4 separate regions of the Homo sapiens genome follow, and all the other regions are linked to region 4. The links are chromatin loops, found by intact Hi-C in ENCODE. Cell type or tissue: PC-9. All regions are shown on one strand. Each heading gives the region's core, and the rest is flanking DNA. Links, peaks and the distances in the headings are about the cores only. Region 1 has its middle 40 kb from the start of KCTD3. Region 2 overlaps KCNK2 (potassium two pore domain channel subfamily K member 2). Region 3 overlaps CENPF (centromere protein F). Region 4 overlaps KCTD3 (potassium channel tetramerization domain containing 3).

The links. Hi-C counts contacts between places; a loop is a spot of excess contacts. Peaks named below come from ENCODE experiments on the same cell type or tissue, not always from the same donor. Only the 100,000 strongest peaks of a DNase experiment are listed, where the experiment ranks them.
Region 1: a loop joins it to region 4, with 8 times the contacts of the local background. A loop is called at or near these places in 12 of 110 quality-filtered maps.
Region 2: a loop joins it to region 4, with 5 times the contacts of the local background. A loop is called at or near these places in 2 of 110 quality-filtered maps.
Region 3: it touches region 4 in a loop (3-fold over the local background); 3 of 110 quality-filtered maps call a loop at or near these places.

The regions. Positions count from the first base shown.
Region 1 is chr1:215,522,819-215,531,119 of GRCh38, reverse strand. No RefSeq gene overlaps it. Among named protein-coding and RNA genes, the nearest start is that of KCTD3, 40 kb to the left of the region's middle. In PC-9, for the core only: CTCF peaks have their summits at 4,182, 4,381 (motif pointing right) and 7,468; no DNase peak of the experiment used is centred there.
Region 2 is chr1:215,141,834-215,150,134 of GRCh38, reverse strand. The region is part of intron 3 of KCNK2 (potassium two pore domain channel subfamily K member 2); the gene reads right to left. Among named protein-coding and RNA genes, the nearest start is that of KCNK2, 63 kb to the right of the region's middle. In PC-9, for the core only: a CTCF peak has its summit at 3,683; a DNase peak (open chromatin) is centred at 3,704.
Region 3 is chr1:214,657,406-214,665,706 of GRCh38, reverse strand. CENPF (centromere protein F) reads right to left here. Exons shown (of 20, transcript NM_016343.4): 18 at 8,298-8,301; 19 at 6,679-6,857; 20 at 1,136-2,116. The coding sequence ends at 1,913. Among named protein-coding and RNA genes, the nearest start is that of CENPF, 58 kb to the right of the region's middle. In PC-9, for the core only: CTCF peaks have their summits at 4,618 and 6,708 (motif pointing left); no DNase peak of the experiment used is centred there.
Region 4 is chr1:215,602,888-215,611,188 of GRCh38, reverse strand. KCTD3 (potassium channel tetramerization domain containing 3) reads right to left here. Exons shown (of 18, transcript NM_016121.5): 13 at 6,887-7,057; 14 at 3,017-3,172. Among named protein-coding and RNA genes, the nearest start is that of KCTD3, 40 kb to the right of the region's middle. In PC-9, for the core only: a CTCF peak has its summit at 4,412 (motif pointing right); no DNase peak of the experiment used is centred there; H3K27ac peaks cover 2,174 bases.

The DNA.
Region 1 (8,301 bases), core at 40-8,039, 80 kb after region 4:
GATCTTATAACTGCCTAGTGCTCACGGAATAGGAGCCCCAGAAATACCAGTAAGAGGGAGCTTAAATCCTCTAGCCCTATAGCTAAAACCTGCCCCCTGGATTTCTTTCTTCATGACATCGGTAGTCAATGAGAAACATAGGTTACGATAAAAATTTTTTAATATGGTAAAATACACATAATATAAATATATCACCTTAACCACTTTTAAATGTACAGTTCAGTAGTGTTAAGTGTGTTAAGTACATTCAGATTGTTGTGCAACCAATCTCCAGAACTCTTTTCATCTTGCAAAAGTGAAACTCTGTATCCATTAAGCAACTCCCCATTTCCCCTCCTCTCAGCCCCTGGCAACCATCATTCTATTTCCTGTCTCTCTGAATTTGACTACTCTGGGTACCTCCTGTAAGAGGAAACATACAGTATGTGTCCTTTTCTGACTGGCTTATTTCACTCAGCATAATATCTTCAAGGGTCATTCCTATCGTAGCATACGTCAAAATTTGTTTCCTTTTTAAGGCTGAGTAATATGCCCTTGGGTGATATAACACATTTTGTTTACCTATGCATCTGTTGATGGACGCTTGGGTTGCTTCCACCTTTTGGCTATTGTATATAATGTATTATGAACCTAGGTGTACAAATATTTATTTAATACCCTGCTATCCACTATTTGGGGTATATGCCCAGAAGTGAAATTACTAGATCTTACGGTAATTATAATTTTAATCTTTGAGGAACCACCATACTATTTTCCACAGTAGCTGTACCACTTCCACCAACAGTAGACAAGTGTTCTAATTTCTCCACATCCTCCAGAACACTTGCTATTTTCGTTTTTTTTTTATCATAGCCATCCTAATGAGTGCAAGGTGGTATCTCATTATAGTTTTAAGTTGCATTTCCTTAATGATTAGAGATGTTCAAAGGCTACATTAAGGAAGTAATTATACTATATATTTCATCTGGTGACCACTTGGGCTGTGAAAACACATTTTTAGGAATAGGTACACTGATTCTGAAAGTGCTATAGCTGATCCACAATATTCTTGGCATGGGGATAATACGTAGAAGGCTAACAGTACACATATTCTTTTAAAGAACATGTATAAAATAAAAGCCCTTTGTCATTAAGAAATTTATGATGTTATTTTGGATTAAAAAACAAATATAAAATACTTTCAGAATTTCTGAATTATATGCTAATGATGATATAAGTTTAGAAAAGGGGAAGATGAGTATGGGCTTGAAAATTTAGGGGTGGATTCGTGCATGACAGCAGAGTTGGAAGACAGTCTAAGTCAGAGTAATCGCATGAACAGAGGTACAGAGATAAAACAGAGCTTTGCTCATCTGGGAGCCATGAGATAACTTACCCACTAGCTAGGAGAAAGTGTGCTAGTCATTCTGCCCAGCTGTTTATTGGTGCATATTACTTACATGTAGGACTATGCTAGATGCTGGGAGAAATACAAAGATGCAGACAAACAACTTTTCTTCATAATACATGCTATCTTGTGGATGGGGCAAGCCACAACTAACTGCATTAAGAGTCAGAATAGCTCAGAGCTTGCCAAAGGGCACAGGCCCTGGAGTTTCCCTGAACAACTCCATCACTCTTGAGGGATGACCTCGGGGAAGATAGTACTTCACTTCTCTAAGCCTTGGTTTCCTTACCTGCGTGCACAGTTGGGGTTAATCTCAACTGGTCTGGATTGTTCATGCTCTTATGCAGGGAGCTACTGACCCTTGGCTAATGCTATAGTACTTATTAACTAAAGACAAATGCTATTCTGTATGGGTCTGTGAGTTGTTCTGGAGCAGGATGTATCAGTGTGTCATCATTGTTTAGAAATAACCGGATTTATGATTTGCATCTGGTTTCAGTAGAGGTTGGGAGCAGGGGGTGATGTTTCAACAGTTAAGGCTGGTCACATAGCTGAGATGTGCCTAGTGACCAGGTTATGGTGAGAGATTCCTTACCAAGAACGGACTTTGGACTTCCAGATGCTGATGGTGGTTTGAGACCTAGAGACTAAGTGAAGTTGGTATGACCCTACCCAGTGGAAAGAGGACAAGGAAACCTGTGCCTAACATTTTGGGACCATTTTGAATGCATGTCCTTCTCCTGCCATTGCCATAGGTATCTCTTGCCTGGTGATGATAAACGGAGCCTTGAGTCCTTTCAGCAATCAGACCCTTAGAATGATTAATGTGTAATTACTGGACTGAAAAATAGTAATAATGATAATCCCCACATTATACTGTTGTATTGAGAAAGAAATAAAACGATCTAGGGCTAGTTCTTGGATTCATGTCTGGCATGTTATAGGTGGTTAATGAATGATTGTTATAATATTTACCAAATAGTGCGTTTGGGATAAAACATGTTTTATCCCAAGCATTCAGAGGCAAAAACCAATCCTACAAATTATAGTGGTAATCGGAAATTTCATAGAAAGGGTGAAATTTCATACTGGCTTTGGATAATGTGTAGAATTCATGTGCAGAAAGAAGTGTAGAGGGACAGACAAAATAGGAGCAAAGTGCAGGATCAGGAAATACAATGGCATTTTTAAGAGACAGGTGAGGATGTAAGCTTGGCCAGAAAGAAAATATTATTAGGAGATGAATCCCCAAAGGTACATGGAGATCTTGTCTGACATTGTTTACAACAGCAAAAATTGGAGAAAATCCCAAATTCACATCCTCAAAGACAGTAGATGAATGATCTGTTATAGTCACACAAAATACTATAATGCGACACTCAGTGAATGAACTGTGATGATGTGCAGCAACACAGAGGAATCCTAACATAATATTGAGATAAATAACTAAAATAAAAATATATGCCTTTAAAAAACAGATAGACAGATCGAATAAGACCATGTTAAAAAGAGAGAGAAGGAAAATGCACACCATATTTAGGATGGTAGTTACCTTGGGAAAGGGGTAGCAGATAGAAGGGATGGGGACCACACAGCTAGATGTGACTGATTGCCAAAGTTTCAGCTTCCATATTGGCTGTTAGGTCCACAGGTGCTTGTTACATTATTAAAATACACACATACGTACATGCATAATTAATGGAGGAGAGATATGCAGAAACCATCAATAAGTGTGCCATGAGCCAAGGATTAAGATTAATACAATTCTGTGATCTTGAGGTCCCTCAGAGAAAAAAAAATACAAATAAAAGCAAAAGCAGGCCAGATGCAGCGCTCATGCCTGTAATCCCAGCACTTTGGGAGGCCAAGGCAGGAGGATCTCCAGAGGCCAGGAGCTCAAGACCAGCCTGCACAACAGAGTGAGACCTCTGTCTCTACAAAAAGATTTAAAAATTAGCTGAGTGTCATTGTGCAGTAGTAGCAGTAGTCCCAGCTATTCGGGAGGCTGAGGCGGGAGGCTAGCTTGAGCCTAGGAGTTTGAGGTTACAGTGAGCTATGATTATGCCACTGCCCTCCAGCCTGGGCAACAGAGCGAGAAGCTGTTTGAAAGGGAAAAAAAAGCAAAAGCACATAAATGTTTTTCTAACCCACACAATCCAAAATATTTATACTTTGTATACTTAATATTTGAAAAAATATTTATATACTTTAATATACTTAATATTTGAGAAAAATGGAATCCATCTCTGCAGCAGAGCATAATCCTCCCCAAACCTTCAATTTGCTACCTTTTATTTTACATTTCCCTTCAGCTAGACAATGGAAGATGTGAGTTTATTGCTGAACCAAAGTGCGAAATACACTTCCATCATGTTAAACTACTGAGATTTAAGAGTTGGGTTTGTTACTCCATCATTAAGTAGCCTGTACTGACTAATTCATCTACATTATGAAGACCTTATGCATTTCACATTCCAAACTTACAAAACAGATGTTACTCACATCACATAAAGAACTTGTAACTTTATCAACAGAGTTAATGATAAAATAATCATCTTTAATGCATCAAGAGAAAAGAACACCAGAACTGAAGTCATCCTGACAAGTTAATTCTTTGCATGGTGGTGTTAGGTGAAATTACTGACCCTGTTATGTTTCCATTTCTTTATGTATAAAATGGAATAATAGTAAAAGTTTTTATTTTTTTACAATGTGGCTCTGAATATTGAATGAGACAAGGTGTATGAAAGCTTTAACAAATATGGCCTTCTTTTGAGGATCTTATTTTTCTTTGGAGACACTACCTCCTTGAGAACCAACAGGCCAAATAAAATTAAATTGTTATATCCTCCAATAGTTAAAAGTAAATGAGAAATTATTAACTATTAATGAACAGAAACATATTGATTTGGTATATAACAGATTAACAAATATTTTTAAGAAATATAACGAATACATGTAAGTGAATTTCTCAATTTGACCACTAGATGGAAGCATTCTCCCAAAAATTGTGCACCTTTTTTAGGCCGTTTGTCTTCTAATGCAAACACGGTACCTCTCCAATGCAATAGCTTGAAGACACGTCTTACACTTAGGAATAAACACATAATAGGATATCCCTGGATCACAATAATGTAATGCATGATTTTTAAAAAGTGATTCAACCATTCTTTTCCTTGTTTTATTTTCTGCTGCAAAACACTTTAAAGATACACGATAACAAAACAGAGTAATGGAAAAGACATAATGGAGACCTAGAAATGGCCTACCAAACACACTAGACAGAATCACCTCCCAGTTTCTAACATTGTTTTCAACCACACCTTTACTTGTTATCCTTGGGCTTGGAATTTCTTGAGATCCTGTTTCCCAGGTGTTACCTTCTTGGTCAGGTCTTCCACTTCCCCTTTATCCTAAGGGCAGAGAAGACCATCTCCTCTGTGATTCTTCCCTACATCTCTGCACCCTGCGTGCACATCTCCAGTACAGCACGAGCCCATTGTCCAATAGTTTATTCATGTGTCTGTCTCCCAATCTCTCTGGGCACTTCTGAGCACAGGGAATGGGGTCTTTAGCCTGGCAGAGGTGCCTGTTACATACAGGGAACCAATAGCAGTTTGCTGAATGAACCTTAATCTTACCTGAATATGTATAAACACTGCTACCCATTGGACTAAGATATTGTCTGACTGGTCCAAAATGTATCAAAAAAAGCTGTCTTCTTCTTCCTCTCCACACTTTTCCAATGTTGTCCGCACCCACCCAGATGCAAGTGTTAAAACAATGCTTAAAGACAAAGTTTTAAACTTCCTAAGTTAATTACATTGTTTTTGTGAATGTGGAAAACGTTTTTAAGTTTAAAGTCATTATGTTAATTTTATGACAATAATGTAATATAGAATATGTAGACAATCTTATTTAAGAACTTTCTAGAACTTATTTTATGGTTAAAAACTAATGACGTAAGCAAAACCAAATATGGTGAGTTATGGAAATTGAAGAGCATCTGAAAAGTGCATGAAATATACCATCTTGATGATCCTTTTTTTTTTTTTTTGAGACAGAGTCTCGCTCTTGCTGTGTTGCCCAGGCTGGAGTGCAATGGTGCGATCTTGGCTCACTGCAACCTCCATTTCCCAGGTTCAAGCAATTCTCCTGCCTCAGCCTCCTGAGTAGCTGGGACTACAGGCACCTGCCACCACTCCGGGCTAATTTTTGTATTTTTAGTAGAGACGGGGTTTCACCGAGTTAGCCAGGATGGTCTCGATCTCCTGACCTCGTGATCTGCCTACCTCGGCCTCCCAAAGTGCTGGGATTACAGGCATGAGCCACTGCGCCAGGACCTTGATGATGCTTTTAAGAACATCTTATGAAGTTAGAATTTTCACCTACTTCACAAGAGGTAGTTTTCTTTTCTTCTAGCCAATTTTAAAAAGCTAACTAATCTAAGCTTGTTATAATGCTAAGTCCTGTGAGCTATCTTGATTTCCTTTGTGTACAACATTTGAAGGTTTTTATTAAGATTTATCTAATATCAGTAATTACTATAAAATTGTATTTAAAAGCTACCTTTTTGGGAATGTAAATTAGTTCAGCCACGTGGAACGCAGTATGGGGATTTCCCAAAGAACTTGAAACAGAGCTACCATTTGAACCACAATTCCATTATTGAATATATATTCAAAGGAATATAAATCATTCTAGCATAAAGACACGTACATCTGTATATTCATCCCCATGCATCACAATAGCAAAGACGTGGGATCAAGCTAGGTGCCCATCAATGGTGGATTAGGTAAAGAAAATGTGGTACGTATACATCATGGAGTACTAAACAGCCATAAAAAGAATGACATCATATCCTTTGCAGCAACATGGATGGAGCCGGAGGCCATAATTCTAAGCAAATTAATGCAGGAACGGAACACCAAATACCTCATGTTCTCACTTATAAGTGGGAGGTAAACACTGAGCGCCCATGCACATAAACGTGGGAACAATAGACACTGAAAACTACTAGAAGGGGAGGGAGGAGGGCATGGGTCAAAAACCACCTATTGGGCACTGTGCTCACTATGTGAGTGCAATATACCCATATAACAAACCTGCACATGTAGCCCCACATTTAAAGTAAAAGTTGAGGATAAGGGAAAACTTCCTATACCACAGATTCTGTTTTAACACATGTAAAATACATATATTATATATGGTGAAGGGTCTTCACTAGACCAAGAATATAATTTGCATCCTTAAGGGAGTGCATACCAATAAGAAATTGATCATTAGTATTTTTCAGGCTGACATAAAAATCCCAATTTTGAATGAATAATTTAAGCAGGCATTTTAGCTTAGGTTACAGTTACAGTGTTTACTGGATTTTCTTTACTCCTAGTAATTCTTAGTCTATTGTGGAAGCATTTTCATATTGTGGTGGTAGCAAGGAAGTAATAAAAACACTAATGTTTATAGTGCTTCACAGTCTGTAAAAAGATCTGTTATGGACTATATTTCATTTGATTGATACAACAGTCTCCAAAGATAGGCACGGCAAATACCATTTCCTTTTTCTATTTATGAAAAAGAACTAGAACTTACGGATTTAAGTGACTTGCTTAATAGCACACAATTAATCATGTGACAGAGCTTAGTTGGCAGCCCTGGACTTCTGACCCCTAATCCCACATGTTCTTGTATTCATCAAGATGTACTCACAAGGACCCAGAAGCTGAAGGTTTAGTCTCATCTCTGTCATTTAAGTGCCTTATAAACATTAACAGCCAGATATTTTGAGTTTCAGTTTTTCTTGTTTAAAAAATGAAGGTTTTAATATCTGTCCTTTGTAATTGACAAGATAGCTATGAAGTACTTTGTGAGCTATTAAAGTGGTCTATTGAAAATATATGCGTGAGCAATATAACTGATTGTGTAGACCTGTGAAGTCAGGATCATTGATATTGGTAGAGAAGGGAGTTTTTTAGATTACAGAAGTCTTAGCTTGGATTATCGGTTATTCAAAGCACAGGAACTGAAATAAATTATCAATTGTAACCACACTGTGGCACTACTTACTCACGTAAGATTTTTCATTTCAAATTTTCTCCCTAAATTGAACTTTATAAAATGGAATATCACACTATGCCTGAGGAATTCATTGTGTTTTCTTACATATCTCTAAGTATTTTAATTATTTACTACAAACTTTCATAAAGATTAACGTAGTAGTTCCAAAAAATTGAAAAGTAGAAAATTATCGTCTTGATATTCTGATACCAAATTCAGAAAACATTGTAGCTTCTCGCTTTGATTGTGTTAGAGTGTGCGTGCCCATGTATGCCCAAAGCTGCTGAGTAATACAAGTACAAACTCCAGAAGACTTTAGCAAACTGCTTGACTATTATTCCCCTTAAACCTGGCATTAACCAGCTGATTTGGTTCCCAGAGGTGCACTGCCCCAGTCATATGCTATAATGAGTTGTCAAACGCATGACTTACCAGGAACAGAAACAAAATGATAGGCTTAACTGAGGAGAGATGGACTCAAAGAACAAATAAAACTTACTGAGGGCATATTATATTCAAATTACTGGAATCCATTACATTTGCATGTGACCCAAAAAACCCTGTAAATGAAAGGCTGCTTAGAAGTAGTTCAAGTTTTCTTTCTTTCTGGAGATGGGGTTGGGGGCAGGTCTTGTTATGTTTCTCAGGCTGCCAGGCTGGTTCCACTGGAGACTTAATTAATTACATGGAAGAATATGCAATGGCACTGGGAATGTCTAAAACATTCTAGACAGGAAGACACACAGGTTTGTTTGAGGGTGAACCATCTTGGAGACTGACTTCCTTGGGAAATCTAACCTAGAGATACCCTGGTGCGATGGAGAGGATGAAGCAGGCCACCATGTCCCTCTTTA
Region 2 (8,301 bases), core at 93-8,092, 460 kb after region 4:
ATACATAGTCCCAAGACTGGATCTGAACCCCTCCTGCATGCAGGGTTCCCTTTACTAAGACTGATCTTACTAGATCATAACGATCAGTTCTATAATCAGAAGTTCCGTAAGGTCAGGGGCCATGTTTTAGTCATCATGATAGCCCTGGTATTCCCACTGGATATCTAAACAATACCTAAATGCTTCCTAAAGTTATCTTCCTACAGTCTATGCTTCGTGGTAGCCCTCTCTTCATTCTACTCAGGCAGTCTCTCATCTTGAATGTTGAGGTTTTCAAGAATACCTGATAAAGTTTCAGAGTGTGGACCTAATTGTCAAACAGCTTTTCAATGTGGCCTTCACTGAAATGGTGGGGTTAAGAAAAATATTACATGAAGATATCCCACTAGTGACTCCTGATTATCTTTCAAAATCTCTTCTGCACATGAGTTTTATCTGCACTTCGTACTTATTGAGTTAACTTCTGATTAGCATGCTTCCTTTAAAAATAATCGTACTAGCTTATTTCATGTTCCTCCCTTTAGTAATTCAGAGTTTTGACCTTAGCGAAAGGCTAGCAGATAACTATGGCCATAACTCACTTTGTCTTGCCATTCTTTGTTAGTGACCTTTTTCTTTAACACCTCATGGGTTGCATTACAACACTTTCTTCATAAAGTATCTTTTCATAGAAGATTGTCTCTTCTCCAGCATCCCTATGCCCACTGACAGATGTGCCGAGGAAGTCTCCTAACTCTGTGTGCTCTGGGGAATACCTTAATCTTTTCCTTCTCCCGAACACTCATGGCATCTATCACCACCATTTGATTATGTTTAAATAACATAAATTGTCACCACAGGGCCAGAGCTCCTGAATCTCACTCATCCTCAGACGACAGAAGGCTTTGTAGGCAATGAGGCAGACCTCCTTACCACCACAACCCCTCCATTCTCCTTCCCTGCTTCCTAGCAGTTCCACCGCCACTACCTCAAAGCATTAAAACAGCCTGTCTGTGTTTTTTCTCACACAAATCCATCTCCTAATAACCAACTCTTTCTAAAGCGCAGCTTCAGTTTTGATATTCTGTAGTTTCAAAACCCTTAAGTGTTCCAAAATCGTTCAGCACAAATCATCACTCCCCTTGTGCCAAGACTCCCCGGTGTACCATTGCTCTCTACCTTTTAGAAACTTCAGAGTCATCATTACTCGCTGAAAAAAATAAGCTGAACTTTCCCGATTCCTTCATTTTTATGTTGTTTTCTCCCTCTAGCTGACACAAGGGTGGACCTTCAATTATCGTGTTGAAATCCTGTCTGTCCTTTCCTCCCACCTCACACCACTTTCACACACAGTCATTCCTTACCCTTTCAACCAGCTGTGATCTTGCCTTCTTTCAACATACATAGTACTTTTCTGCCATTAGAGGAACTATGTATTACTCTAACGTGAACTCTCATCATTCGGTTACAGGCTTTGTCTCTCTTCTTAATCATAAACTTGTTGGGAGCAGAGAATCTCTGGGAATTATTTTTCTTTCCTTTATATATCTTGTATAGGGATTTGCTCAGAGCAGATATGCAAGAAAATATGCTGAATTGAAAAGAGCAATCTATAGGTTTTTATTAATACCGCATATTTTAATTGAATAGACATATTCAGATCTAGATAGTTCTACTGTTCTAATTACTTGTACTCATTTTTATTTTATTCTGGACAGCAAGGAAAAGCAAAATTATTGATACGTACATATTTAAAAAAAACACCCTTAAAAATAATTAATGTACAGGCATGGTGGGTCATGCCTGTAATCTCAGCACTTTGGGAGGTTGAGGCAGGTGGATCACTTGAGCCCAGGAGTTCAAGACCAGCCTGGGCAACGTGGAGAAACCCCATCTTTGAAAAAAAAAATTAGCCAGGTGTGGTGGTATGCACCTGCAGTCCCAGTAGCTCAAGAGGCTAAGGTGGGAGGATTGCTTGAGCTCATGAAGTTGAGGCTGCAGTGAGCCATGATCACACCACTGCATCTCCCGCCTGGGCAACAGAGCAAGACCCTGCCAAAAAAAAAAAAAAAAAAGGAAAAGAAAATAAAAAAATAATAATTAAAATATCATTTCAATACAGAACCATTTAAATTACTTTAGAGGCAGAAAAACAACATTAATAATACAGGGCAAAAGAGTTGAAAGTAGGATGAGAAAAAAGAGCAACATACATTTAGGAGATGCCCTCAATAAGCAACCTAAAAAGAGCAAACCTTTTAGAAATCAGAGTGAAATGACAATCACATCTCGTGTTTTTGTTTGTTTGTTTTTTGTTTTTTGAGACAGAGTCTCACTCTGTCACCCAGGCTGGAGTGCAATGGTGCAATCTCAGCTCACTGCAACTTCCATTTCCTGAGTTCAAGCAATTATCCTACCTCAGCCTCCCAAGTAGCTCAGATTACAGGCACCTGCCACCACACCCAGCTAATGTTTGTGTTTTTGTTAGTATAGACAGGGTCTCACCATGTTGGCCAGGCTGGTCCCGAATTTCTGACCTCAGGTGATCCGCCCGCCTCAGCTTCCCAAAGTGCTGGGATTACAGGCATGAGCCACTGCGCCAGGCCACATCTCGTGTTTTTAGAAAAGTGAGTCAAAGCTACTGTTATGCAGAGGAAAGAGCCTAATCAAACACTGAAGAAGAAATATGATTCCAGAAAAATATGATTCTAATTACAAGACAATATCTTTGTGAAAAGATCTGTTCATTTTAGAATTTTCACACATCGTACACTGTTCCTCTATAACACCAGTTTTAAACTAAGGATCCATAGCAAAATCATATATGGAACTTTAAAAATCCACTTCAGAACAACTAAATTATTTTCTTCTGGAAAGGGAGGATGGTACATGTGCATTTTAAAATACCTACAGAGGTGATTCTGATTCATGCCCCTGTCATAGATGCAAGGTTTATGGGTCGCAAGCTATATGAGGCTCTGTAGGAAAAAAAATGAATAAAAATTAAAAAGAAGACCCATACAAATGAGGAGTCTTAATTTTCAGTCTCGAGGTAAACCTGCCTCTGTCTCTTTGTACATAGAACAATATTGATTAGATTTATCTCTTCTAGACAGCTATGACATCACTCTATTACTATATTTTCATCAATAATAAAATAATTTTCATTACCAATAAAAAGGGTAATTGCGAATATTTCTTGAATGCTCACAATCTCACTGCATATCAGATACCATGCTGATCCCTTCATGTGTACGCTTATTTTAACTTGCTCAACAATCCTACGAGGTTTAAGTACAACTAGTTATCCCCACTCTCTGAATGTGGAAAGTGAGATTTACTGAAGTGAAGTAATGTGTACAAAGTTAAACAATTGTTAAATGTTAAAGCTGAGATTTAAACTATTAATTCAGTTGCTTGGAGCAAGTGTTTGAGATTAAGGCGAGAGATATGGGTCCTCAAACTTAGCGTTTTTCTCAGTTGCATAACTACAACATATAAATCTGGTTTGGGACATGCCATTCTGCAAATATGCACTGTTTTACCTTGTCAGACTGGGAAAGTATGTATATATAGGTGCATCAAAACAAATGCATTGATTAAAGTAGGTAAATCAAAGGGATGTTTTGACATTTTGTGTCAACTTTAAGTGATCAAACTTCCTCTTGGCCCAGAAACAACCGCGCCTGCAGTTCAAACAGTATTTCACAAGATGGCTCCCTTGCTATTTTTAGTTGCAACTTACATAATAAAATCCTACATGACAGTTGTAAATTTCAAAATCTATAGGAAGTTACAAGTTTCTTATGTTATTTTTTGAATGAGCTTCTACCAAACATTTTTTGGTAGCAAGATACATTCATATAACCTAGAATTGCAGCTAAACGTTGAAGGGCTATTCCTTTGCAAAGAAATTTTGCCAAAGAACAATAATAATCTACCTGTAGATTGTTTCCAAACTTTCCCAGCTGTTTCCTGAATACATTTGAAATGCATGCTGTTCTCATAGTCCTTCTCAGGCTCCACAAGTGTCTCACAGTGAGAATATTTAACTATTCTGGATTTCATTTCGAGTGTTTAAAGATATGCATTTTGTTAATAAAACACGAGCACTAAATATTGGCCAACTATTTTATCTGAAGCTCAAGCCAATCAAGAGAGAACTGTTCAAGGCGTAATAAAATTATATTTCTGTCAATTGCTGTAAATTCATGTGTTATTTAAATACTGATGATCTGATTCTCCTCTTATTCCAAGAGGAGAAGAAAAATAATTCTGTAGCATTAAGGAAATGGAGAACTATTTCTTAGCACAAAATTTGAGTAACTTAAGTTTTCCTGTGTATTGAAAGAGATCATAAATTAGGAATCTGAACTTCTATCACAAAGCACTTTCTGGAAATCACACTTTAAAGAGTATTGTTAAAAGACTTTTCCAATATAATTTGATGTTGTATTCCTGACCAGACTTGGCATCAAACAATAAACCATAAAATCAATAAATAAAAGTCTACTATAGCAGTAAACTGATAGAACTATATAATTCCTCTGTCATCAAATTGTCCTAAAGTAACACATTAGACATAACATATATTTTTTTCATTTTAGAAAGCTGGATCTTGGTGGACATAAGTAATCTAAAGTGCCAAGAAATCCATGCTATCTTTGATTCACAGTAATTTTTCTCAACTGCAAATAGACTTATTCAAATTTATTTTCAAGTGTACTGAAGGTAACGTAGCATAGCAGTTAAGACTTCAGGCTCTAGAGCCCAGGTGTCTTGGTTTAAATCCTAGCTCTGCTACTCTGTCACTGAGAAAGTTACACACTGCTATGTGCCTCAGTCTCCCCATGTATAAAACAGTAAAAGGAATACATAATATAACAAACATAAAGAACTTAGCATGAAGCATGCCACATAGTAAGCAGTCCATGAGTATCAGCCAGCTAAAGTCACTTTCATGGCCACCAAGCATAGCTCAGGTAGTACCACTGAAGCTCAGAATAAGGGTCTGATGTCAATAAAAAATAATGGTGGCAATGATGATGATGCTAATGATGATAGCACTTTCTCTCCTGAAACATATTTCAAGTAAGGAGTGGTTGAGTCAAAATTCTCTTTTCACACTCTTCACTTTGCAGAATACGCAACCATAGAAAACAGCTACTTGATATTCAGTCAAATAATCTGTGAAATGAAGTGCTCTAAATTACTGTTCACCTTTCATTCTCCTAGCCAAACAGACATTAGCAGCTGTGAGAATATTTAATCCTTCATTAGTAAGTGGTATAATAATTTTATGACAGCAAAGCCTGTTATTTTGAAGGCGTTAACTTTGACATCCCTCACAGAATTGCTCGACCGTATCTTGTTTAAGATGGCCTATTAATTTTTATATTCACAATATAAACCACCACGAACTGAGGTGGGAAAAGCCTCTGAATTTTTTAAGCAAAATCATTAAATGTAAGCATAGACACAGCCAATAGAATTCTGACCCCATCACTACACAAAGTGGAAAACTGAGGCCAAAAAAAATGAAATATTGGTGGCAATAAGGCAGAATAGATTGAAGAGATAAAACTCAAGGTTTTCAAGTACTGACTGTCTATATTGAATATAATTTTACTTGAAATAAGGGTGTAAGGAACGAGCCGTGCCTTGACTATTACCTTGTGGTAGCAATTCAAAACTCATCAACTACTGTCTGTCTCAGACAGGAGAGAGAAAGCAAGTGACAGCCAACCCACCTGAATGATGTGTAACTATACAGATCCTGAATCTGAGTGATGACAGCTGAAGTTGGGTCATTTAGATGAAAGGCTACATCACTAAAACCATTAAGGGGCATCGATTAAACTCAATTTAATGCAATATCCATTACCATTTTTAAAATTCATCTCTGGTATGGGATTCGGCTCCCATGTACACTTTTATTTTGACAAATATCTTCAAAATAATTTATTTCTGTATCTTAGTTTTTAAAAGATACACATTAGAAAAAAGGGCATATGTTTACATTTTTAAAAACTGTACCCTCAGCATCAAAAGAGTAATGCCATTTAGCCTAAATATCATACAAGGTTTTCTCACACATGGTAAAGGCAGATATACTTTACTTAATTCAATATTTACAAGTAAACAAAGTGTTGGGAGACACATCAGAGATATAGTCCAGTGTTTTTCATACTGATTTCTTGCAAATTACTTGTAGACAGTAATTTTCCAAAGGTGACGATTTTTACTTGTAGAAAGTGTTTTCCAAAGGCAACAATGGCATAGCCCTTCCACTTAGAAAGATAGGGTCTTAGAACTAAGTCCCTAAACCATTAGGAGGAAAGGCGAACATATATCATCAGTTCACTTAAAATTTGTGGTACAACATAGATACTCTACATTTTTCAAAATGTAATTCAATACAGGTCTGGCTCCCCTGGCCACTAGAGGCAGAGGTCAGAGTTAAGAGGTTATAAGTGCCAACACTACAAGCTAGGCTCTGTAGGCTTAAAACACCACAATGGCATGTGCCTGCTGCATGATTAGGCACATTGTTTAATTTCTCAATGCTTTGGCGTACTTATCCAAAAATGTGAATAATGGAAACAACCACCTTATAGGGTTGTTATAAGAATGAAATTTCATAACATATGTAAAACACTTAAAACCTGGCACATACCACATGCTAAATACTGTTACACAAGAGACCATACAAAAGGCAAGTCTTTCAATCTAATGCCATAATTTTTCTGACCTATGACATTTTAAAACCCACTGATACCAAGGCCTACAATGTTAAGGGCAAATCAAAAGTGGCCCAGCCAGTGTACAAAGGCAAATCTGTGTGACCTCAAAGTCCTGCCCTCCTATAGAAACAGGCAGCCTTCCCTTGGATACAAAACACTTCCACTTCTGCCTCACCACAGATACACTTACACAGACACACACACGCATAGCACATGCACAAATAGATCTATTTATCTGTTTTATACATGTTAGAAATTCAATTTAAAAAAAAGGATTCTAGGGCCTGGGAGGCAGAGAAGAAATATGAAAGCCACTATTCCACATCACACTTCGTCTTCGCACCTTAGTTTCCTACACACTTTCTCATTTGATCTTGAAGTGAAGTACAAACACAAAAAAGATAATTATGAGAAGGCCCACCCTTGCTCTAAATGTGGACTCTTAGTGTGTTTTCCCCTTTCTGTAATCTCTTCACAGCTATGATGACTACCTCAGATTACATCCTTCATCCTAAATTTAGTCTATTAGAAAAGCAAATGCTGGAACCCAGGATTTTAGCAAGAAATCAACAAAACAACTTTCAAAGACAACTAAGAAAAGCAGCTAGAAAAAAAAAATATTTCTTCATTTCCATAACAATTCAGAGCCTACAGAGAGAGAATATGGAAAATTTTATACTCAGCAGAAGAAAGTAGACTGAAATGCACTCATTGGCAACCAACTATAACTATGCTATTCCACTACTGAGCCTGCTCACATTGAATCAAGTAGAAAGAACATTTGAGGCTCCAACTTCACTGTCTGTCCACAAATTAGAAACACCAATCCAAAGTAAAAACAAGTAACGTAAAAAAACAGAAAAGAAAGATCACCTTTTAGACTCCATTAAAATTGTTCCTCTCATTCCCAGTCTATTTTGCTGTTCAGTTTTCCCCAAAGCTATATAATTAACACATAACATGCTATATTACTTACTTTCCTATTAAGTTTCTAACTAAATTTTTGTCTATTTTAATATAATACTTCTAGATTATGTACTCCAACCATGTAGAAGTTGTTCCATGAAAACTCTGTAAATATTTTGTGAGGAAATGGAAGAATGATTCAAAAGAGCATGTCTCCAAAAATAGTATACTGCAGGACCCAGAATATGTTTGGAAATCACAACAGGAGAGAATAAAACGTAAAGCCAACAAAAAATAAATTCACTGTGATTTAAAGACAAAATTAGGAAAAGAGATGAGTAAAAAAATAGATGATTGAAAGGAAACTGAATATGCAATTGCAAAATTAAAATCTGTATTCAATGTAATTAAGGAGTAGAAGAGAAATAGTACAAACTCAAGTCAGTGATGCAGCTCACAGAATATAAAAGATTTCCCAGAATTACAGAAAAAAAGTAATGGAAGAAAGAATTTCAAAAGACAAATGAAATATAGACAGAACTGAGGATACGAAAGCAACAGAAAATTTTCCAGCGTCTTTGAAGATGGAAAGGCAGAACCATCAGCATAGAATAGCTGAAACTATAATGTAATAGAAAACTTTCTCTAAAAACAACGAATTAACTGGAATAAG
Region 3 (8,301 bases), core at 240-8,239, 950 kb after region 4:
CAGCTTGAGGAAAAGAATAATGTCCTGGCTGTCCACTTACAAGATTTTGAACAACTCTCTACAATTATAAAGATGATCGAGACCAGCCTGGCCAGCATGGTGAAACCCCATCTCTACTAAAAATACAAAAAAAACTGCCAGGCATGGTGGCACATGCCTGTAGTCCCAGCCACCTGGGAGGCTGAGGCAGGAGAATGGCTTGAAGCTAGGAAGCAGAGGTTGCAGCGAGCCGAGATCATGCCACTTCACTCCAGCCTGGACGACAGAGCAAGACTCCCTCTCAAATAAAAAAAAACAAAGAACAAAAAAACAAGTATCCAAGTAATAAGAGCAGCAGCTATGGCATACCTAGGAAAATACAAAGAGATGCTTTCAAGGACCCACGATGCTACCCAGCAAAGCCTACAGAGTGGAATCTTCCAATCACTGGAGACAGCCAATAAAGCTGATGGCCTGATCCCAACAATGTCTGCTCGGGGTCATGCCCTTGAGCACATGGGGGCCCTGGGATGATTTACGGTAAGGATATTGCACCAGACCTCAACCCCAAGCAACTGAAGAAACAAGAGGAAAGTCAGGATATCACTTTCAGCTGATGAATATTAAGTAGCTTAATATTATTGAAGCATTATCCAACAACAGAGGCCACCTTGCGAAGGACAACTTTTAAATATAAATGATGGTGCTTATCGGAATTTGTGCATCAATTTGGACTGAAAGCCAAGAACAAATGATCTTTTACTAGCGCATGCCCTGGGAAACTTTTTTACCCTGATTCAAGGATGTAAGAACTTGTTCAAATGTTTTTGGATCTGACATGGCTTATAATGCCTGCATGCTTTCAAAACTATATCATCATCAAGTGAGCTGGGAAATACCACATACTTGTATCCTTGATGATGTGGTTTAATGGGGACACAGAATGTAGGAGGCACTGGGCTGGACGTCTTATATTCCCATATACTCCTTATGACCCGTATTCCAAATTGTGTCTTTTAATACAACTAAAGATGCTAAGATCATTTGTTTAAAGATCTGTATCATTTGTTCAAACATTTTCACGTGTATAAGAGGCTGTTGTAATTAGCAAGAAATAGTACCAATATTCGAATGCCTTTACACTTAGGAATCATTCTTACAGAAAACGAAGGCGACTATTTTATTAGAAAACAAAGGCTATATGTTAATCCATCACCAGATACGACAATGCTTACCAAAGAACTGTAAAAAATTGGTCTAAAAACAGAAAAAAGCACAACGACAGACGCATGGTATAGCACACCTCTAGGAAGCCTGCAGCCCTCACTGGAAATAAACACATACCCACACACACATATGTACAGGTTTCATAAGCAAAGATGTCTAAAACAGATTGTAAGAGAAAGATAAACACTCCTACATGTATATGTGTGCACATTTTCCTTAAAAACACATAACATGCTTTTCCTTCATTTTACTCAGCTCTGAGAAATTCCCGATACAAAACTATTCCATGCCTCATACTACAGATAGAATATCATAAAGCAAAAGTCTACATTTTCCTAGGAGCTGTTAATTAGAAGAATAAAATGTGTTTTGCATTTTTTTAGTGTAAAACCCACATACAAACAGAGATTGTGATATAGTGCTTGTCATTTTAATTGTAACATATTACCAAAAAGCTTTATATACATAGCTTTATACTATTTACATTGCAGTAGAGGAATGGCAATGCTAACAGGTGATCAGTGCTTCCAAACTTTTTCAATACCTACACATGGGAGATCTAAAGAGTACAATATATTTAAGACTTCTAAGGAATTGTTTTCTCCTCACTAATAAAGCATGCCCTGACTAAAGAGAAGTCCTGTAGGCACAGCCTTATCTATTCAATGACTGGCACCTCCCAGGGGTACTGACACACAAAGTGCCTTCACTGGACCTTACAGTTCTCACTGCCGTTGGACTCCAGTCCAGCTTTGGGGCTGGGGACAAGTCGGCCTCGCTTGACCCTCAGGCCCTCTCTGGGGCTGTCAGTCGGACTTCTCTCAGGAAGATTATTGACTGGGACGGATTTCGTGGTGGGTTCTCGGAGGATGGTGCCTGAATCTACTGGGCTCCGCTGAGCAACTTTGACCTGCAACACAAACATCTCTGTTAGAGGTTCAATCACATTCACATTTCCACAACATGAAAAATAAAGCACTATGTCACTAAGTTTTAAATTAAGTTCTTCTTCTCTAGGAGTTATATATAATTGAAGTATTTCCTCTTCCTTGAGAACAGGCCCCATCTAACAGAGAACTTAGGAGGATACCAGGTACAACCTCTAACCAGTCATCAGACGTCCCTTGGCACCTCTGATGGCAAAGACTATGCCCTATTTACCTATGTATCCCTAGAGCCCACAACATGCTTGACCACATGGTACACATCCAGTGAATTCCTAAGTGAAAAACCTGCCTCTGTTGTCCTAACTAGCCATTCCTGTTGTTTAAAACAAGTGTAACCCAAATGAGTAATACTACCTCCACAGGGTGGAAAATTTTAAAATGACCAAGGACCAGTTCAGGGTATTTTAATCATTCTCCCTTTATGGCTGACTGTTTCCATATTGAATTTGGACTAGAGCAGAAGGGCAGCTATCTAACAATAAAGTCCGGAAAGAATAAATCCCCTCTCAAACATCCTGCCTTTTAAAGGAAAGAGATATCTCAGAAAATTTGAGACTTTAAGTAGATGAGAGAGTAAGGTAACTGGTGAGTGAAGATTTTTTGAAATTGGGTCAGGCTTAGTGGCTCACATCTATAGTTCCAGCTACTCAGGAGGCTGAGGCAAGAGGATCGCTTGAGCCCAGGAGTTTGAAGCTGCAGTGAGCCGTGATAGTGCCACTGCACTCCAGCCTGGGGGACAGAGCAAGATTTAAAAAAAAAAAAATTGAAATTTATATAGTAGTGAAAAAAGATACACGGTCAAAAAAGAGAAAAAAGTGCAAGAAAAATGAAGTATAGGAAAGCTTCACCTAAGCAAAGTTAAAGGCAAGAGTGGAAGATTCAAGTAGGAAGATCTTTCAAAGAGAAAGGAGAAGGGCCTCTTGCATAATGGACACAAGGATCTGTGTCCAGCACAGTTGCTGGGAAGTAACTACGTGACAGACACTCCCTGAGCAACTGACTTCCAGGGATCTCCTTCTGATGCAAGAAGAAAAGGGAATGGAAATTATTTTCCCATTTATATTCTTTCCATAGGAAGCATGTGATTTGAAAAAGGCAGTTAAATACTTTTCATTACATGAAACATAGTAAATCTGGCCAACAGATCAAATCCCAGGAAAGCTCACTTCTCCCTCAGAGTGTGTCCAGGACACTGAAAAGACGCAGCCTTGGAAGGTCAGGACTTAATGGAAAATTACCATCCATGGAAAGTTGAAGGAAAAAAATAAAACAAAGTTTTGCTGGTACTTTTTTTTTTTTTTAAAGAGAAATAGTGATTCCAAAGACAAGGTTTCCCTGGAACCCACCAGATGTACAAGAAACAAATCTTTAGGTTTGCCATTTAAAAAGAGAGAGACAGATAGCCCATAGGAAACAGAAAGTTTGAGCCTATAAGCCTCTTTATCCCAATCAAATGGCTAACGTCCACTCTTTCTGGCTTCTCCCCTCTAGACTCAATTTCTGATACTGAATTGAGGACACTTTAGTTGTGATCAGAATTTAAACTGTGGATTTGACCCTCCTGTTGGTTAGTTAGCTTCAGAATGGTCTATAACCAGACAAAGTCAAATTCACCAAGTATTTAATCTATTAAGATAGTACATCCTCCTAGAATAACACAGGGGAGGGAAAAAAAAAAAGTGCAAGCATACCCTAATTGTCTCATAAATGATTCTGCAGTAGCAACAGAGAGAGGGCAAATATGCATGTAGTTCAGTGAAAATGACCCTCACAAGTAGGAAAAAATGCAAGATCCCCACAAAACTAACACCACCATCCACGATGGGCTCTACAGCTTACTGGCCAGTCCTCTGGAACTGATCACAAAGCCCAGGTTCAGGAGATCAGGTCTACAAGCGCTGTCTCCCTTGTTCCCAACAAACGAGGGGTTCCTGAGCTAATCCATCCCAGTGACATAATAGAGAATGATCCTTACCTAATGTGCATTTTGCCAGTTTTTTCCCCTTTGAACTTGTCAGATGTTACTAAAGGTCTTGCTAAATGACCTAGGAAACTGTCTCTCATAACCCAGCCAGTCACCTCAAAGGAGAACTCACAACCCTGAGTTTCTAAGCAACTGCTTTGGGAAATAATACCTCATTCTAGATTTTTAAAACTAAGTGATGTAATACGCTTAACAGATGAGGCAGCAAGCATTTTACAGGGCAACTCAGAAAATGCTGAATTAAATTAAAAATTACTGGGCTAGGTTTTGAAGAGTTTGAATCTAATCATGAATTCTCCTATAACTGCTCTCAAAAGGTCCCTCTCCTCATTTGCAAGTGCACAAAATTGCTTAGCAATTCATAACTGCTGGTGCCTACTGAACAGCATGTAGCTAATGCACTGAACAAAATCTGCAGAAACCATGGTTACTACTCCCTACTCAGCAGATTCAACAGCAGTGAGGAGAGCAGGCCCCCTAGCGTGCAAAGCTCTTTTTCCTAGATAGTAAGTCTGAACGCCGCATGCAAACTGCTTTTACCATCAGTTCTTCGCAACAGAAAAAAAATGACTTGTGATGATTTCATAAGACCATTTCCTAGCATGCCTTTATAAACATCTATTAATGCAATCACTTCAGGACATTCACAGTTCCATTCATTCAGTGAATATTTGTTGAATGTCAGACACTGCATAGACATAAACTATAGATGTAATCAGTAACCTCACAGAACTCAGATTGCAAATCAGAAGACAGATATTTAAACAAGAGATTACAATAAAGTGAGCTGCCTAAAGACAGTGGAGGCATAGAGTACCAGCTATATGTCATGGTTTTCTAAGAGAGTCAAATACTTCGTTTGATCTCCAGAAGTGTGAGACAAACAGGAATGGATGTTACTTTTTACTGAGGTTTGGGAAAGGGTGGCTCCCAGTCACCCTTCTGAGAAAATGGTATGGCCCATATCGGGACCCTAAACCTGACTTCTCCTGTATTCAGTATCCAGTGGATATCTTGTAGTTGACAGCTTTGGACAAGCTTGGTAGCTCCACGGTTTAGGGGCACTAGTTGCTTAAAAGAGAAGCTGTTCTCATGTTCATTGGAAAGTCAGTATATTCAGTATATTAAATATATATTCTCCAGTATATACTTCAGTATTTTGTTGTTGGCAGCATGCCAAAGTTAAATCCGAATGTGAGTAACAGAGAGAATTTGGTAGGGGAGGGGAGAAAAATTTGCACAAAATGGTAGACTATTTCTAATAAGAGTAACAAATGGGTCCACTTTAGTGAAAGAAAATCTCAGAGCATTCTTCTTCATACTTGAAGAAAAATTTTAATATAATGTATATGATGAACAAATTTATTACTAAGTATAATTCCTTAATGCTTATAGCTCTTATACATCAACAAAAAGAAATTTGCAAATCTGTTGTTGTGATGTTTAGATCAAGAAATCTAAATATATTGTACTCTTTAGATCGCCCACGTGTAACCACCAATGTGTTCATATTTGGTATCCCAAATCCTAAGAACGTGCTTGCTCACTTATGAATTATCACATTACACAAATAGGGGTTATTACACTTTCAAAGCTTTGTTTTCTGGTTCAAGGTTATCAGCTCGCATACTTGATCAAACTCTGACAAGTGAGCAATCAAGGTAAAATCACAGACTGTTCAAACTCTTTGAAGCTATTCCAGCAACTTCCAAAAATATCCCCCTAGTCCCCAGTCTGAGAAACACTGGTATCGTAGAAAGATCAAGACTGTGGAGTTGAGAGGAAGTAGGGGTTCACACTGGGAGGTTACATCTTTATGAGTCTCACGTTCTTCACTCTTTTATAATACCACTTACTGTGAGAGTTCAATAAAATGAGAAAGATAAATAAAATGCATATACTTTGCATACTTAAATGGCAGCTGCTGGTATGGATCATAGTAACAGGAATAAAGATCTGTTAAGCAAATATTCTCTATGCTCTACATAACATTTTCTGGGATGTTGTAGGGTACACAGAAGTCACTAAGATCCTGTTGTATCCTCAACAATCAAAATAGAGAGATCTATAAACAGAGTTCCTTTCCTTAGATATCTATTGAAATATGTGCTTTTTTTTTTTTTAAGAAAGTAAAGGATTAATAAAAACAATAAAGAATTAGCAGCTGGGGGCAGATAAGTGAGAGTAAAGTTTGAAACAAACAATGACTAATACCAGTGGCGAAAGGGAAAATTACCTCTTCAAATCCTTCATCAGTAACGCCTGAAACTTTCTTAGAAATCCACTGAGTTTTGATGTAACAATGCCATTTTCCATCAAACTACATATAAGCGGCCTGTTGACTGAAGGATGAGATCATGTACCCTGATACTGTAATGCTCACCCGGTCACTTGCTCACTACTGACTGACTTACACCACACCAAGAAGGTCAGACTTTTTGAAAGCGCTCCTGAATCGGGGGTGCAGTGTCCAATCCTCACCCAGGTACTACTGCAATTTTCTGGATCTCAAACAGTAGACGGATGTTGACAGTAGTTTACCTTTTGTGATCTGCTGCCACCAGCTGTTGGTTTGGAGGACTCTGCAAGATTTTCTTTGCCGAGACTCAGTGGGGATAGCGCTAACTTCTGTGCAGCCAGGCGGGGGCTGGTCCGAGTTGCCATGGTTGTTCTTCGCAGGATATATGGGCTAGTCTTTCCTGTCGGGATGTCAGCAAACCCTAAGGGCAAAAAAAATAACTGTCAGCACTGCTAGGTCCAATTCTATCTACAGTGGAAAAGATATTCATTAGGTGGTTTTAACAAGGATAATGCAAACTCCAAAAAATACTTTGTCCTAGCCACTGTGGTCAATGGATTACACTTCACAGTTGCCCTGGGAGTCACCAAATTGAATCAAATAACTTAACAGGTTTTTCTCTTATTAGAAACATAGAAAACAACAATGGGAGAAGAAGGGGAAAATAACACTACACAGAAAAAATTTTTTCTGCTTCTATCTTCTATGTAGATGTTTTATTTTGCATTTTTCTAAGATCTAAAGAATGCCAGCAGGCCTTATTGTAAAATTGGGTTGGGGAAAAAAGGAGGGTATAATGGAAAAATAAAAGATAAAAAAAAAAAGAAAGGGAAAGGGGGGAAATGTAAAATGGTAACAGCTACTTCAGGCCAGCACTCTCATGTAGGTGGGAGGAGAGAAACTGACCTTTCTAAAGGTGATTTCACACTCACTCACGTTGTCTCTTTCCACAGAAGGAAGTGACATGACTTTGGATGACCCAGGAAAGAAAGTCAATCCCAGGGATACTAAGAGTTAGTGTATCAACACACACTCCAGAACTGCATTCAGGGCTAACTAAAGCAGCATTTGTTTTTGTTTTTTTCACACTTTAACTACATATAAAAATTACCAGTGAGAGATAGATAACTATTTTTGGGCTAGAGTTACTCAGAACAATGCTTTTCAAACCATCAATGGCAAAGCATCAGTTTTGATATTTGGGGGCAGAGGGGGTTCGAAGAATTTCCAATGTGCTGTGGAATAATATTTTTGTATAATATAATGAGAACAAATCAATAGAAAACATGATATGTGCTTGGATGTTACAAAAATATCAAGTTGCTATGAAAATTTCTAAATTCCTACTTAATTACAATACATTGTTTCAGTTGGGAACCAATAACAAACAGTTCCTAGAATGGCACCAGTCCTTGGGCCAGACTTGGGGGAAAACCAAGATTAAAACAACAAAACAAAAACAAAACAAAGTGTAGTCAGTGGCTCCAGTCAGGGGGCCAGCATCACAGGGTGCACCCTCCAGCTCACCTGCTAGCTAGGTCAGACATGACCAACGGGTAGGAAACGCTGACGGGAGTCCTTAATTTAATAATTTTTTTCAGCATTCAAATAACAAATTCCAAACAGATTTTAGACAGCCATTTTTCCAATCTACCAGCTCTTTTGTTAATGTGACACAAGTAATTAGATCCTAGAGGAAAACATATGCCTCATCCATTTAAAAGCAGACTATTGCTTATGAACGTCAATGAGATTATTGCACAATAATGTAAAAAAGCAAATACTTTTGTCTTTTTATATGTGAACCATTATATGGAATTTCAAAAGAACACAAATAATTTTGTCTTTAAATTAGGCATACCTTT
Region 4 (8,301 bases), core at 145-8,144:
AATTATTTTCACTTTATTGTATTTGGCAAGACAGATAAATAGCCCATTATATTTTAGAAAGATCCTGAACAACAATGTAAAGAAAAAAAGTTTTTGTTTAAAACTTAAACATAAAATTTTAATAATTCTCTTTTCCCATTACACTTAGTAGCTAAAATAATATCAACTTACAATTCATAAAAAGTATTGTAAAAAGATTTACAATAAAAATTTTAAAGACAATATATCCCGTTATGTTACATGAATCATACATGTACTTATTAAATGAACCAATGTCATCTTTATTATTAGCTAATACTTACACTGTACTTACTATGTGCCACCGTAAATGCTTTCCAAATATATACTCATTTTAATCACCATAATAACCACATAAGGGAGGTACTATTATTTACCATCTCCATTTTACAGATGAAAAAAATAAGGCACCAAGAGATTAGTTAACCAAAGTTCTCATAGGTCCTATATGATGGAAGTGGAATTCAAACAAACCTGTCTGGCTCTTCAGTATATTATGCAGTTGCTCAATTACTGGAACCTTCTGATCTCTAATTTTATTAAAATGAAATGACAATCCTCATTCAATAACTCATAAACAAAGTCAAAATATTGACAATGAATAACTCAGAATAAAATAACTAGGAATGAGAAGACTATAGAACTGTATCTTCTCTCCCTTTGAACTTCATGTTGACATGAGACTGACCCATAACCTATTCTTCATACCTTCTTTGCCCTCGCTTCCCCCACCTCCCATTTATAGTTTCCCTTCCCAAACTGGCTCCTTTCCTTGGAATACAAAATATTCCTAGGTCTTTCTTAACTTTAATGAGGGAGAAAGTTGGAGGAATAAAAAAAAATGACCTTTGATCGCTTCTTGGCCTTTTGGCTAAGATCATGTGTAAAAATATGACCTTTGAACTTCCCTGCCTTCCAACTAGCTCCATTACTTCTTTATTTCATGGTCACCTCCAATATCTATTACCCCATTACCCATTACAATGTAGATTTCACCTTTACCACTCTACTGAATCTGGACTCTACTCTGTTCCACTAATCTGTATGTCCATTTGTCTATGAAGATATATATATTTTAAATACCACTATAAAGAGGAATGAAAAGCCTCCCTGTCCCCTTTATCTTACTGGGTTTTATAATTAATTTACAGGGCTGTTTATAAATATCTTTTTATTCACAATACACATGCTCTCCCTGAACAATACATCTACTCCTGGGGCTTTCAGGTGCTTCTTATATGCTGAATACTCATAAACATAACTTCTAGTTAAGTTCTTTCTCCAGAAACCAGGTATATCTTCATACCACAGAACCAGGTATATCTTCATACCACAGAATAGTATCCATATGCATCATCACTCAAAATATACAAGTCTGAATTCATCTTTGTTTTCAAAATAAGTTCTTCTTCCTATATTTCTTTATTTAGTAAATAATACTCAGCTACTCCATTTCTCAAGAATCCTTAGGGTCACTTTAGACTCCTTCCTCTCTCATGCCTGCCACATCTAGTCAATGACCACCATGCACTTTGGTTAATAAATTCCTCCTTTCTGGTTTCCTTGCTTCACTCTCTCATGTCTTCACTGTCAAGTCTTCTTGCATGCTCTTGAAAGATGAATTATATATATCACAAATCTAGTATCATTCTCAAAATTCTTCAAAAGGTCTCCATTACTTACAAGATAAAATCTAAATTTCTTAGTTTGATGTATAGATGCCTTCCACGATCCGGCACTGGCCTATTCACTCAGTATGTCTTACTATTCTTACCCACATATCCTATAATCCAACAATTAATGACCTTCTTGACATTTTCTAAACTTGTCAAGTTCCCTTGGCCTCTACCCTTTTAACTTGCTGTTTTCTCTGCCAGGAATGTTCCAACCTTAGAACCTTCCACACCCAACAAATGTCTATCCTTCATGTATCAGTTCAAACATTAAAACCTCTGTGTGTTCTCTGTCTGAATGTCAGCTTCTGTCAACATTAAGTGGGGTATCTACCTCCTAAATTGTCAAGATTAAACGAGAGCATATATTACAACCTCTAACATAGATCCTGGCACTATCTCCTCCGGGTTCTTTTTGACCTATGCCTTTAAGCAAAGTTGCAAAATGCAACTGTTTTATTTTAATTCCCACTGCTCACTACATTGTAAGTTGATGTTCACCGCACTTTTTAAAATTTCTAATATCTAGAACACAAGTACTCGATAAATATTTGTTGAATAAATAACAATATAAACTTCCAGTGCCTAGAATCATGCAGAGAACTGGGATTATATAACAACTGTTAAAACTGGTAACACTGCATATTTCTCTTTCTAAAAATAGTAAGGCTGTGGTAGTAGAATTCTCTTAAGTAGCTTATAAGGACAGTGAGATTCTTTCAAATGGGGCCGGGGGTGGAATGATCTATCTCTATGAAGACTGTATATGTGTATGCACACATGTGTGGATGTGTGAGTGCCCATGTGCACACGTATGTATGGTGTATAGAGAGAAAACCTAAACTAAACTTATACACCTTTTGCTGAAATCAGAGAATATCAAAGGAGACATACTACATTGTTTCCTAATGAATATTACGATGTCATCAAAATGACTCTCATTTATAGGGACCAACGTTTTTCTAGCTTCAAATTTTATTTTCAGTAGATTAACAAAAAAAATTTCAAATGTCAAATGTACACAGTTATCATAGTTTTAATAATAAATAAAAGTAGTTAACATGTGAAGATGACATTCTTTAAATGATGAAACATTAATAAGAGGAAAAATTTGCTCTAACATTTTAAGGAAAAACGCTGCAATAAAATAATTTTGTGAATTTATAGAATTTAATCAGAAAAACACACTAAAATTCTGTTTAGAATTTCAAAATTAAAATGGAAAATTTGTATTTAAAACTCATTTTTGTGGTTTTATTAGTTGATATGCTTCTTCTGAACAGTTAATATAGTACCTAAAAATGCCCTAAAATAACCTAACCCACCTATGTCATTTCCAGAGGAATAGCTACCATGACTTTCTGTCTCCTCCAGGGATAGTATCTTGAATGACGCTAAAGGAGTAGAACCTGGCTGAGTAGAGATCATTCCTCTGAATCGTGTTACTGTCCACGTCCGGACATGATTATTATCTGCACAGACTAGCAGAGAAAGAGAACACAAAAGAATACAAAATTACTTTTAAAAACTCATTTTAACTTTTTTCACTATCATCTATATTACACAGATCAGAGTATAAGTGGCAAATGACATATTTATCTTAAAACTATACTTGATTTGTGACTACTTAACAAAAGTGAGAAAACTGGATGTTTTACCTTGCTGCAAAATATAAGGTACATTAAGTAAACCTACAGATCCTCATAAAAATAGCTTGTAGGTTATAAATGTAGTAAAGGTTAAAAATAATGTGTGTGTAAGAAAAAAGATGCTGAATATTATCCTGTTCTGTGGCCAAACTACATAGTAAACAGTTTCCTAGTTTATTTTTCCTAACTATAGAAACTGTTTCTGCTTATGCTACTCAACTATTAACCTAGATCAGAACTTACCGAAAAATTATTGGCACAAATGACATTTGTCAAACATCTTGAGCAATCAGCTATTTATTGCCAACTCATAGTTACATTAAGGAAAATTAAGATTCTGTACTAAAGCTGAGCATTATTTTTATATAAAGTCTGTATTTAAAAAACATACTCCAATTAGTTTTATTTATTTTGTGAATAGAATATTAACTGAGCATATACTGAAATGTCTCCTCGTCTAGCTGTACTTTTTTTTGTCTGAGTAGATACTCTATTTGAAAATATACACCATAAAGTGTATCACTAATGCAAAAACTACTTTTTTTGGCATGCTTTAATAAAAAATATACTGATTTTGCCATTTATGATTTTAGAAAATATGTTATTATTAGCAATGAACTATGAACTCATCAGTAAATATTAGGAAAGTATCTAAAATTTCTTATATACACACATACATAATATTTACTACTGGGTAAAAATGTGTTACATATTCTACAGTTACACATATTTTAAACAAAACTTTAGAAAGAAATTTAATTTTGGCAAACAGCAATAAGTAACATCTGTGTACTTTCTATTCTTATATAACAAAATTCTCAATTATTAGACTGTCAGTTTTCTGGTGAAAAGGGGACATTTTGTTCTAGGCTATTTAGTTTCACGGGAAATCATTTCCTGATTTCACTACTAAGCTTACTAGGATTCAGAAAAATAATTTAAATATTTTTAGTTGATTCAATTGGACAATTACGTCAATTTTGCTAATATTAGTCATTATCCAAAGTTTTTCTTTAAGGGATTAAAATGCACTATAGGGAAAACAATGTCATTACATATGTGTTAATATCCACCAGGTGGCAGAATAACATAACTGAGTATACACAAAATACTCCAGATTTTTTGTTAAAAAGGATATTTCTCTTGACAAACTTACAAAAGTTTCAAACCTACATGAAATATCTGATGTTAAAATGCAAGTTTTACAAAGTAGTTCCTTGGTATCACATCCCACAATAACATTATAACCACCAAAATAATAGCAATTATTACAGAGTATCTCTATACATTATCATCTAAACATCACAATAACCCTTCAAAACGGCCCATTTTCTCAGAGAACTGAATTGCCTTATTTCATAACATTTATTCAGCATCTTTTACGTGTCAGAATTATGCTAAGTGCTGAGAACACAACAAAGTTTCTGCTATTGGAGAATTTTCTAGAAGAGATAGAGATAATAAACAAGCAAATAAATGAATAAGTGATAAAGCTATGAAGAACACAAAGCAAGGTACCGTTAGAGAAAGTTATTGTTGGACAGAGGTTTGGCTAATTTAATTTAAAGCAGGTGGCCAAGGGGCACTCATTGAGAAGGGCTTTGAAACGGCACCAGAATGACAAGAATGCAGTCAAACAAATACCTATGGGCAAACCATTTCAAATAAAAAGAACAAACACAAAAGTTCGAAGGCATTTTTAAGAAATAGAAAAGCCAACAGGTTAGAGTGTTATCAGCAATGAGAAAAGTGACATGGGATTGGGAAGAAATTTTAAAGGTAGGTAGAATCTAGAACAAGAAAAGCCATACAGGCTATGGTAGAAATTTAAATTTATTCTAAATACAATTAGAAGCCATCAGGAATCAAACTTCGTTTGTGTTTCTAAAAGATGCTTCTGGCTGCTGTGTGGAACATGTACCATAGAGAGGGAAAAGTTGAGAAGTTACTACAGTCATCTAGGGGAGAAAGGATGATGACGTGAGACACTAGACTGACAGCAATGAAAAGTGACTGGATTTGTGACATAATGTGGCAGCAAAACCAACAGGACTTACTGATGAATTGTACTATGTGGGAGGTGAAAGAAAGGGAGAAATCAAGGGTGATTCCTAGATTTTCAGCTTGAGTAGATAAGTAGATGGTGATACTGTATACTAAGATGGCTTTTGAGGGAGAAATCATTAAGTTTTATTTTGTCCAACTTAAATTTGAGATGCCTATTAAACATACAACCAGAGATCCAGACACTGGATATACAGGGTTTGGAACTCTTTGGATGGTCACAGGTGGAGGAAAGTTTGGGAACCACTGACATATAATTACTATTCAAATAACTAGGAAAGTGCAGATAAAGAATACAGAGTCCAGGAAAGAGCTCAAGGGCAATCCAACACTCAGCAACTGGGCAAAAGATGAGGAACCAGCAAGAGTTAGAAACTCCTCAGTGGGGCAGGGGAGTAATGTTTTATGAAAACCTAACAGAGACTGTTTTAGCAAGGCATACTTATACCACAAACAATTACACATTCAATAAAAGCATAATCATTCAGCTATGGACTGAATTTCAGCTCCACATGGTGTTTAATTAGATTGAGAAACTTTCACTACATCTTTCACAAAAGATGCATTATCTTCTAGCCAGCCTTCACAAAAACAAATCTGACACATGAAAACCATGTTTGTAAAAATTTTAAGTTGGGCAAGAACTGCTCTACAAAAGGAGTTAATGTAAGACTCCTCTAGAAAGCAAGCTTTACTGACACACCCAACTCACAATGCAATTTTCACAAAGCCTTTTAGAAATCATCTTCCATACACAATGAATTTCTTCAATAGAATTTTACTTTGTAATCAGAAAGTACTATTCGTTAAACTTGAAAATTAGTATTTAATTTTTTATGTATCCAATTAATATTTAATTAAAAATTTTATATTATGAAGAACTACAAACCCAAGAAAAGCTTATTTTCTTCAAATAATCTCTACAATTGTAATTTTTATTATTTTTGAGATGACAAAATATCAAAATACACATTTAAATCTACAGTTTTAGCATTAAACCATAATATAATCAACCCAATTTATATTAAAAGTAAAACTTGAAAAATTTAATAAAAATTCCTCTTAGCAGGGTCATAATAAATATTTTGCAATAAGATATGCCAAGAGAGCAAAAAAAAAAAAAAAAATCACATCTCCTAAATTTAAGTATATTAAAACCAGGTAAAATAAAAAACATCTTTTTTTTGTTTTCCTCTTTTTTGGTAGAGGTGGGGTTTCACCATGTTGCCCAGGCTAGTCTTCAACTCCTGGGCTAAACCAATCCACCTGCCTTGGCCTCCTAAACTGCTAGGATTTATAGGCATGAGCCACCACGACCAGCTCAAAGAAATCTTTAAAAGACAATCATAATTTCTTCAGTCATTAAACTTTTCTAGTACTTCTTTTAGTATATTTTTCTCACATAAACACTGCGTTTTCATTCTTTTAATGAAAATAACACACAGAGCCAAGTTCCTTACCAGTATAATGAAATCATTTTACCTGATACAAGATGCTTCTCTGATAGCATGATTTTTGTTACGGGACTTCGGTGAACTGTGAAAGTCTGAAAAAGCTGAGGACCTGACCCAACTGTCTCTGGGTGTTGTACAATCACTCGTACTGCTCCAGAGCTCGTACCATAGGCGATCTCGATCCAGTTACCACTGACACCTATATAAAGTCAAGAGTTGACAGGTGATACATTATGGAACGATAATAAAAAAGCTACCCTCGCAAAGCTTCCCTATGATAAAATAGGCAGAGCTGGATTCACTGTTTATATCAGCCCCAAATCCAGTTCAGTAAAAAAAAAAATCTTAAGACTTCTCCGGTCATCTTAAAATCATTATTTCCTTGATAAATCTTTTCCTAACCCTCACTCCAAGACGTAACTATTCACCTCCTGCCTTGCACTATTAGGTTCTATCACAGTAATTATAACACACTAATTCTGTACTTATTTCTATGTCTAGCTACTTCTATTCCTTATTGACAAAGACTGAATCATAATCATCTTTTTATCTGTCACCTCACAGAGTGCCTGAGACACCGCAGGTACTCAACATAGTTTAAAGAATTCATAAATCTGCCATGCCAAGAACACTACTGAAACAGCATAGTATTCCAAAAGCAATATTCCTTATTATGTCTAGCCTAGAATTACCATCTGCTTTACTTAAACTACAATACTAAATCATTCTCAAATAATCAAGCATTAAATATACTATTTAAGTTTCAAAACACTGTGCTAGGGAATAAACATACCCATTACATTGCTTACATCATACTTAAAATATGTTGTTTCTTCTAATCATCTAAGGTTCAGCTGTGTCTTTTGTTTTCTTTTTTTCAAAAAGTGCCCAGACCCCATTGCAAATTTAGATAGGAAAAAATTCAGTGACCTATACTCTTAAAAGCTTCATGGATAGAGAACATCTTAGCTTTACTGGCTGTTCTAGTTTTACTAACTGATTCATCTGAAAATACTTGAATCAAAGGAAAAAAAGCATGTCATGAAAAACACCTCCTAGAACCAGAAAGATGACTCCATTTTTCATGCCTTAAAATCCCCCTGCCACTACAAAAGAAGTGCTTTGATTTGTAAAACTTTCCCAGTTTTATGCCTGCCTTTTAACTAGATTTAAAAAAAAAATCCACAGCTCATTCTAGAGCAGGGGTTGGTACACTTTCCGTAAGGGGCCAAGTAGTAAACATTTTAAACTCTGCATGCCACACTGTCTCTGTCACAACCTCTCAATTCTGTCATTGTGGCATAAAAACATCCAAAGACAGTGGTATCAAAAAGAGCCAGCTTGGCTAGAAATCCGTGGTTTACTAAACCCTATTTCTAGAGCAATACAATTTAAGTCCTACTATGGTTTCAGTCAAATTCATAGGTATACTCTTGAATATTT